2 separate regions of the Homo sapiens genome follow, and region 1 is linked to region 2. A link is a contact called in ENCODE Hi-C or POLR2A ChIA-PET data. All regions are on one chromosome and are shown on one strand. Each heading gives the region's core, a stretch centred on a gene start or an enhancer-like site at or near the end of the contact. The rest is flanking DNA. Distances are from core to core; before and after follow the strand shown.

Evidence for each region. A loop is a pair of places that touch in the nucleus more often than their neighbours do. ChIA-PET counts read pairs that join two places held with the same protein, here RNA polymerase II (POLR2A). Pooled maps may share reads with other maps.
Region 1: a loop to region 2 is called in a map of endothelial cell of hepatic sinusoid, with 2.4 times the contacts of the local background. The contact joins two enhancer-like sites. A Hi-C loop is called at or near these places in 2 of 168 maps with a recorded cell type or tissue (endothelial cell of hepatic sinusoid and right cardiac atrium) and 1 of 50 pooled maps. POLR2A ChIA-PET finds 5 or more read pairs at or near these places in 1 of 52 experiments (AG04450).

The regions. Positions count from the first base shown.
Region 1 is chr4:128,842,639-128,847,238 of GRCh38, reverse strand. JADE1 (jade family PHD finger 1) reads right to left here. Exons shown (of 11, transcript NM_199320.4): 3 at 4,201-4,286; 4 at 707-864. Among named protein-coding and RNA genes, the nearest start is that of JADE1, 35 kb to the right of the region's middle. Within about 2 kb of position 2,063, at least 15 of the 41 ENCODE cell types and tissues checked have a DNase peak (open chromatin) inside an H3K27ac peak, as active enhancers do.
Region 2 is chr4:128,557,593-128,561,517 of GRCh38, reverse strand. No RefSeq gene overlaps it. Among named protein-coding and RNA genes, the nearest start is that of LINC03140, 11 kb to the left of the region's middle. Within about 2 kb of position 2,039, at least 8 of the 41 ENCODE cell types and tissues checked have a DNase peak (open chromatin) inside an H3K27ac peak, as active enhancers do.

The DNA.
Region 1 (4,600 bases), core at 814-3,313, 290 kb before region 2:
CAGAGGGCACTCAAGCCTCCCTCCTAACAGGACTCTCCAGGTGGCACAGAGTGGCACAGTGAGGAAATGAGTAAACTAGCTGCAACCTGATTGTGAGGAGAGTCGGCAGGGACTCGACCCTGAGGGATCCTTAAAGATAAGTCAGTAAATCCAGAGAACGTACCCCAAGAATAATGTGACCAGTCAAAATAAATCCCTCCAAAACTCCCCTCTCCACAAACCCTAACTGACAGGTCTCCTAACACCTGTCCTCCTCCAAAGGCAGAGGCAACCGCAGTAGGCAGAGCAGCTGCCCGCGCTAGTTCCCAACAAAGCCAGATGCTTCTCTCCAGGAGAGCCACTCTCCAGAGCGAATACGGAGGGCAGGAAAAGAGGATGCAGACGTGTGAACACCCAAATTTTCCTCCCCTAGCCCATCACTTCCCAGGATGTCTTGGAATTTGCCTTCCTCTCATAAGAAAGCAGCACCTCCCCACAGTGGTGGCTGTAATGTTAAGTTTGGAGGCTCATGGCCCTCAAAACCACTACCCTGTATGCCTGAAGTATGTTGCTCCTGAATTTCTATTTCCACTTGAGGCCTCATGATATTTTAATGCTAACTCAGAAACTGTCTCTTCCCACAGAAATTGTCTCTTCTCAGATGCCTGCTGTCAGGGAAGAAGAGCAAGGGTGGGTGGAGAGGCTTCTGTCCTCAGGGCATCTCTACCTGGCCACAGGCTGAGGGATGGTCCCCGGGCTCACAGGCACCTGGACCCCTTTCTCCCATTCCTGTCTCCAGGGATCTGCCAACACATAGTACTCATCCGGATTCAGCTGGTAGGAGTCATGCAACTTCATGGCAGTGATCAGGTCTGTCCTAAACACCTGGAAAGGAAGAGAAAGGGACACTGACATTTGATATTTGCATTCTTATTCAGAGTGCTGGCAGCTGCAATGTAACCATGGAGCTGCCATGTAACAAGGTCACTGTATCAACATAGAACAAGCCTGACCTATTACAGAAAAACTTTGCCTGACACGCCTTTTACCTCACTCAGGCATGGGGGGTGGCAGTGCTGAGGGAACACTGCCCTCTCACTCCCTCAGTCCATAGTGTCCACAACAACGTCAACAAAAACAACAAAAAATCTTGTTGTCCGCCTCTGAAAAATGTCTCTCAGTTCACCAAAAGGGCTGCTGAAAACATGTACCTGGAAATCTCTGAAGGGAGATACTGCACTCAAGGGTGCTCTAGAAATATAACTCCACTAACCATGTAACAACTTCAAGCCAAAACCCAGAACCACCAGGGACTCATCTCCTTTTTTTTTTTTCTGAGATGGAATCTTGCTCTGTCACCCAGGCTGGAGTGCGGTAACACAGTCTTGGCTCCCTGCAACCTCTGCCTCCCAGGTTCAAGCTATCCTCCTGCCTCAGCACCCCCGAGTAGCTGAGATTACAGGTGCACGCCACCACGCCCAGCTAATTTTTGTGTTTTTAGTAGAAACAGGGTTTCATCATGTTGGCCAGGCTGGTCTCAAACCATTGAGGTCAGGACCTCAAATGATCTACCTGCCTCGGCCACCCAAAGTGCTGGGATTACAAGCATGAGCCACTGCTCCTGGCCAGGGACTCACCTTCTATAATGAGACTGCCCCCACCCAGGCCCTACCTCCCAGGGCACCAGGGTTTATGGTATGGTAGCTGGTGAAGTCAAGGTCTGGGCTGGCCTAGAAAAATCTGGAAGAGAAGCAACCACAGGCCACTGGGTTGATGGGCCTGCAAAAAACATGTTTGCACACCTTCACCTGGCAAAACTTCTACCTGGGAAGAGTTATTTGTGGGGAAAGGAAATAGAGAAAGTCACTACCCTCTCCCCACTCTGCCAAAAACAGGCAGATCCAACAGTGCCCCTCTACCGAGAGAGCTCCCCAATTCCTTATCACAGGCCAAATGAAGGAAACCACAGGAAAGGCAGCCATCCCAGTGCCTATGCCACTGCAGACTCCTGGGCCTGTGGCATTCATCCTTGGTCAGTGAGGCCTGCCCCTGGGGTGGAGCACAACACCGCCTCCCAGCCAGGGCTGCACAGCTGGCTCCCTCTCAAGCCTCGTCCTTGGCCCACTGGTGTCTAAGGCTGCATAAGAAAGCTCTGACCTTGACATCAGGACCAGCCCAAAGTTGTGTTTGGCATCGAGCAAGCTTGCATCTGTAAGCTGCCCTGTCTGTTTACACAAGTCACAATGCTGAACTCTCTTTTCTCAGGACAGGGAGTTCTTTCTTGTGCTACTAAGCACAGTTCACATCATACGCCTGCTAATAGGTCCATATTTGTTTTTCCTGGTGGCTTTTCAGGCTAGTGATCACTTTAATAAACTTCCCCATAATAAAGTCTGAGGCAGTGTCTGAATAAAGAGGCCATTTCTCCTGCCTGTCATTTTCCATACGGACTATTCCCCAGTATGCCACTCTTCATTTCTAAAGACCTATTAACAAGCAAGAATTAGGCCATGCACCTCCCACAAAAATCACGTGTAATACCAGGATCCTTCCCTTCAAGCATAGAGCCGCAGAAGCAGGTGCCCAGCCCAGTGGACACCAACTCCCTGGCCCCCAAGAGAAAAGTACTTTAAAACCTAAGAGATGGGCCTATACCTTCAAGAGCCAATCAGGTAAAAACATATTCCAACTAACTGATATAAATAAAAAACAAAGGAGTTTGCCAAAAAAGAAAGAAAATCAAACTGAAGCAATGAAATGAAAAAAAGGCAGCCTGCTATTCCTTTGCTCAAAGACTCAGTCAAGAACTGAAACAAAGGCCCTCAAATGGACGTCAACTCTGGAGTCTCTGGTAGAGTATGTTAGTGCCATACATATAGTTTGGACTCAGGGTTGAGAAAAACATCTGGACCAAAATGTAGGGCTGGGACAAAGCCAGCACAGCAACCCGTGCTGCTGGGCCCCCTTCTCCATGCTTGGTGTCACTGCTGGAAGTAGGTTTCGAACTACACCACTGGGGACCAGCCCTCGTCACACCAGGTCACAGCTGCTAAGTCCCCCTTGTATTCCTGTGCTGAAGTAACAGGAGTTTAGTGTGAACATCAGAAAGGTATTTTGGGGGTTACAGACACAGCACAAGGAATTAAGAAATAAAGAGCAGCAGAGACACTCCTTGGCAAAGAAAAGGAAGAGAGCACTAAAGGTTCAAAGGAAAAAAGGCCTGAAATAAAGTAAGGGGAAGAAGTGGCTACCTTCCCAAGTACATTTGATCTCATGCTAAAGTGCCTCCTGGGATGGTTTTCCACAATTCTAAAGGATGTAAACTACTTCCTCATGGAGGAAGCTATTCCACAACCAAATAACTCCTCCACTCCACAGCAGGGCAGCCTTCTGACGTTCCCTATTAGAGCCTGGGAAGTTCCTCCAAGGAATATCTGCCTATGCATTGCCATTACAGGATGAGGCTGTTTGTGAACTCATCCCATAAGAAGCAGCACAAAGCAAAGCATTCAACCAAAGAAACTCTTCCTATAACCTTCTCACTTGAAAACTGTGATAAAATAAAATGTTTTTCTTCGATGATTTAAAGCCTAGCAAAAGTCTTTAGAATAAACAGACCTCAGGTCTCATAAGGACCCCTAAACAAAGACCAGCAGAAAGAAATGCACCTAAAAGCAACTTTAGATAGATAGATAACAAAAGTTAGGGAGCAGAGGAAACATAAGATGAGAAACAAATTGAGAAAGAATGGGGAAAGCCTTCAGCATAATCCCCTAAACAAAAGTCCCAGAGTTTTGCTTGTTGCCAAATAAGCCACAAACCCATGGCTAAAACTAACTTGAGGCTGGCAGTGACTTGGCAGCAGCTGAACCTGCTGATATCCTGGCCAGAGGAAGAAAAGTTGTTGGGAGCCAGCGAAGATGCAACAAGAAAGGAAAAAAAGAATGTAATTAATAATAATAACTAACATTTACTGAGCACTTTTTATGTGCCAGCAACTATTCACATGCTTTGCATGTATTAGTCTATGTGAATTAACCCACTTAATCCTCACAACAATCCTATGAGGTAGACACTTGTGTTCTCCCCGTCTTACAGATTTGGAAACTGGAGCACAAGGATTTGAATAATTTGCCCAGGACTGCACAAATAGATACCACTCAACTAGGCATATGGGATAGCATATATTCATGCACGGTCAGGCAAGCATTCAAGAAGTACCTCTGAAGGCTTTCGATCTTCATGTCTGGAGCAGGAGCTTCTCCTATGCTGGGATCGGGAATTCTGGGACCAAGTAGTTGACAGGCCTAAAGAAACAAATATCCAAATAAGAACCATTAGAAATTGCAGGGGTCACTGAGTGTTCTCAGGGGTTTTCTTACCCAAACTCATCCCAGGCTCACCTCAGCACTGCACCATGAGACCACCTGTGATGCCCTCCTGGCTCTCACAGAGCTCTTCCACGTCCATCAGTTATTTAACTCTCACCTCTCATAAGCAGGCCTAATGTGCTCATTCTGTGCAGGGATGCTGTATCAAGGACCACACCCAACAGAAGAGAGGACTTTAAGAACACCATGCAGGTGTAGTCTTCACCCATAAGCCTGCACTGAAGAGGTTC
Region 2 (3,925 bases), core at 790-3,289:
AGCAGGGTAAAAGGAGCCCAGGCTGTAGGTATACTACCAAAGGTCACAGTAAATAGCCACAGCCTAGGGCCCTGGGAGAACTCCAAGGATACAGAGATGGAGATTAGAACAACACTGACAGATAAGAGGCATTTCCTAATCCCTCCTCCCTGGTGCCACATAGAGAAGGAAGAGAGAACCAGGGGCGACAAATGAGGAACAAGGAAAGAAAAAACAAAAACAAGAAAGGAAAGACTACGCTGCCCTTCCCTACCGAGATTACTGAAGCTCCCATATCAGGGTGAGGCCTGATATGGGAGCAGGGAGATTTAACTCCAGCAGACCTTAATACTACACTTAAAAGCAACTGCAAAGCCATGAATGAGGAAGAGAGATCCAAGAGCATGATTGCAGGCAATGACAGGAGAATAAATTCCATTGAGTTCTGGCCAATCAGTAAATAAGTTACTTCAGATATAATTGTTTCACATGATTGTGTGTAAACTTTGATGAGATTCCATGAAGATGCCCTAAAAATTAGCCTGGGACAAGGAACTCAGGAAATCTTTTCTCCAAACAAAGAAAGCAAATCTCACGGTCTGTGTTTACACGGTCTGTGTTTACACGGTCTGTGTAGATATCACAACCCAAATCAGACCCACAGGAAATATGCTTTAAAAGTTGTCTGATGTAACCCATTTAAAGCAAAAGATGATTCCTTTTTTTTTTTTTTTTTTTTGTCATAAAGAAAATGGCTCTGCTATATTTCCTCCATTTCTGGTAGATTTTTGTCTTTATTGATAAGATAATGCATATTTGAACCTCAAAAATTTGGAAGCACTGAAAGAAGGGGTGAAGGGCAAGTGATGGGTTTAATGGAACAATGCAATTGTGTGAGAGTTCGTTATAGAATTAGGGGAGCGAATCATGTATGTTGTTACTTCTGTGTGATCACAATGTCAAACAATCCAGCCCACATTTGAAGGAAGGATAAAAACTAAGATTAATGTGAATGAAATGAATAAAACCAATCACAAGTCAGTGGGCCTCAGGATGTTACATAGTAATATGTCATAAGTATAATATTTTCTTTTCTTTGTAGAATTAGATGCTAAACCTAGAAGATGAAGTTATTTTCATGAAATCATTTCTGAACTACTGATTTTAGACACAACTCCTCTTATAAGTACTCACCATTCTGAAAATAAATGCTTAGTTTGAAGTTATTCTGTAAGAATATGTCCTCATATCTAAATTACCCCAAACTTTACATTTTTTTTAAAAGAGATGGGGTCTCACTCTGTTGCCCAGGCTGGAGTGCAGTGGCATGATCATGGCTCACTGCAGCCTAGACCTCCTGGGCTCAAGCAATCCTCCTACCTCAGCCTCCCGAGTGGCTGGAACTACAGGCATGTGCTGCCAGATCTGGCTAATTTATTTTTTAACTTTTTAGAGATAGGGTCTTGCTATGTTGCTCAGGCTGGTCTTGAACGGGGGCTCAAGCGATCCTCCTTCCTCGGCCTCCAGAGTAGCTCCGATTGGATTACAGTCATGAGCCACTGTGTCCAGCTCACAAACTTTATATTCTCAAGGCTTCACATAATGAGGCTAAAAGGTTCTTGTATATTCTCAGTCATTTTAGAAGAGACAGAGGGAGTTGGCTGAAGGAAAGAGTTCCTCTTACCCTGAAACCTTCGTTACGACAGACAAACGTCTGGCAGCTTCAGCCTTCCACAGATACCTTACATTTACATAGTATCTGGCAGTGTTCAAAGGGCTTCAGTAATGGTGCAGGAGTTACAGCCTTGAATCAACTGAGGAGGCAGAATCAACCAGCTCCAAGACTATTACAGACAAGCTTGTGGCCTCCAGCAAGCCATGCAGTCTCTCTGAGCTTTAAGCTCCTCATTTATAAAACAAGGACATTACATATACCATCTCGACATCTTTTCTAGGCCTAGGATTCAGCTGTCTTGCCCTCCTAGCAACGGAGTAATACAATGCCGCCACTCTGGCAACTGAGCAGAGGTTGGGGAGTTTGGCAAGCTGAAGAACATGTTTATGAGCTCAGAGCATGGTTAAGGCTGACGTGCAAGTCGTTCAGACAAAGCAGAAAGAAAACCACTTTCAGAATACTCTTTGTGATGTGTATGCAATTTACTTCCTAAAAAAAGACAGAGTATTTTCACGGCTGGTGTGAGTCCAAACTTGCCATAGTCTCAGGCAATGCGTCTGGCTATTTTAAAGTGCTAAGAAGTTTAGTGACAAGTGCCCTTCCATTTCATCTTTTTCAGAATTATTAGGCTTTGGGGATGAGGAGAAGATGTGGGGGAGGGGAAGCTTGAGTAATCCTTTCAGGAGCTTCTTCTTACTTTGGCACACGGACAGTTCTCAAGAGGAAAGAAGATTTTTTTTTTTCAACCATATAGTTTTCCATGAACAGGAAATTCATAGCAAAACATTTCCCTTTGTTTTGAGGTAGTCACCACACCACAACACCCAAGGGCCCATCCTGAGAGAGTCATCTGTAGATCTTTGTATTTTAGCCAGCATTCCTTGCCATATTGTTTATATAAAACACACACACCCCCCTAAACTCATACATCTAAATTCACACATGGAGGAAATTTAAATGCAAATATTTTTTCATATACCTATATATGTATACTAAAAGCAAGTTCATATAACAAGATTAGTCACAATTACGTAATATAAAAATTCTGACCTTGTTCAAGTTACCCTAAGAATGTAGTACTGTGATTGTCAACTAAGGTCATGGGCACTTTGGTATGTCTGAGAAAGCTCTGTAAGTGTGCTAACAAATTTTGAACAACATGCAACATTGATTTTGGTGACATCTGCGTAGGAAGCCTGTTCTTACGATGTCCATCAGATGGACCACAGAGCTCAATGAGCAGAGGCAACATGATGTAGAACAAAGGAGCAACTTCTGGGAATAGAACATAGGTGGTGACCACATGAGGCCTGGAGAATATAAGTCAGATCAATACATTGTTCTATTCAACAGTAGCAAAGCTTATCACTTTTCTTATCACTTTAAAATTGATAAAATTTATTGATAAAAGTGATAAAGTTTTTATATTATAGAAATGATTGTTTTATTTTAAATTTCTTTTTTTTAGACAGAGTCTCGCTCTATCACCCAGTCTAGAGTGCAGTGGCACGATCTCGGCTCACTGCAACCTCCGCCTCCCAGGTTCAATCAATTCTCTTGCCTCAGCCTCCCAAGTAGCTGGGACTACAGGTGTGCATCACCACACCCAGCTAATTTTTGTATTTTTAGAAGAGATGGGGTTGTGCCATGTTGCCCAGGCTGGTCTTAAACTCCTGGCCTCAAGTGATCTGCCCACCTCAGCCTCCCAAAGTGCTGGGATTACAGGCCTGAGCCCTGGCGCCCAACCAAAATGATTGTTTTATAATTGTTGTTGACTTGTTCATTTTTAATTTCTTCAAATACACTGATAAGAGTCTTAACATTTGCAAATATGTTATAAACACAAATAAGGGTAAGAAGCATCGTTATAAGAAAGCATTTTGGGTTTGGTCCTGACTTTCCTACAGTGTCCCAAACATCAACACCCCTTATGCTCTGGTGTGTCTCCTGGGGCTGCTGAGCAATCCAGGTGCCTCCTGAGCTTGCAGAGGTCATAGAATAAGGCTCTGCCAAGGAGGGCTTGAATGTCTGCTGAAGGGGCAGACATTCCCCCTATCTCTTATCCAGGGAAAAGGGGTCCCTGGATGGAAAAAGGGAGCCTGAGATAGATAGAAAGGGAAGACTCATCACTCTCTGGGACCTGGCCTATGGCTAAGTGGTAGAGGTTGATGATTTCCTCCAATAGAGGCAGAAACACAGTTAAGAGTTGAGTCTTGCAAACCAGATAGTCCATTTTTATGTTCTCCTTAGTATGTAGTTTTCTTTTGTTAT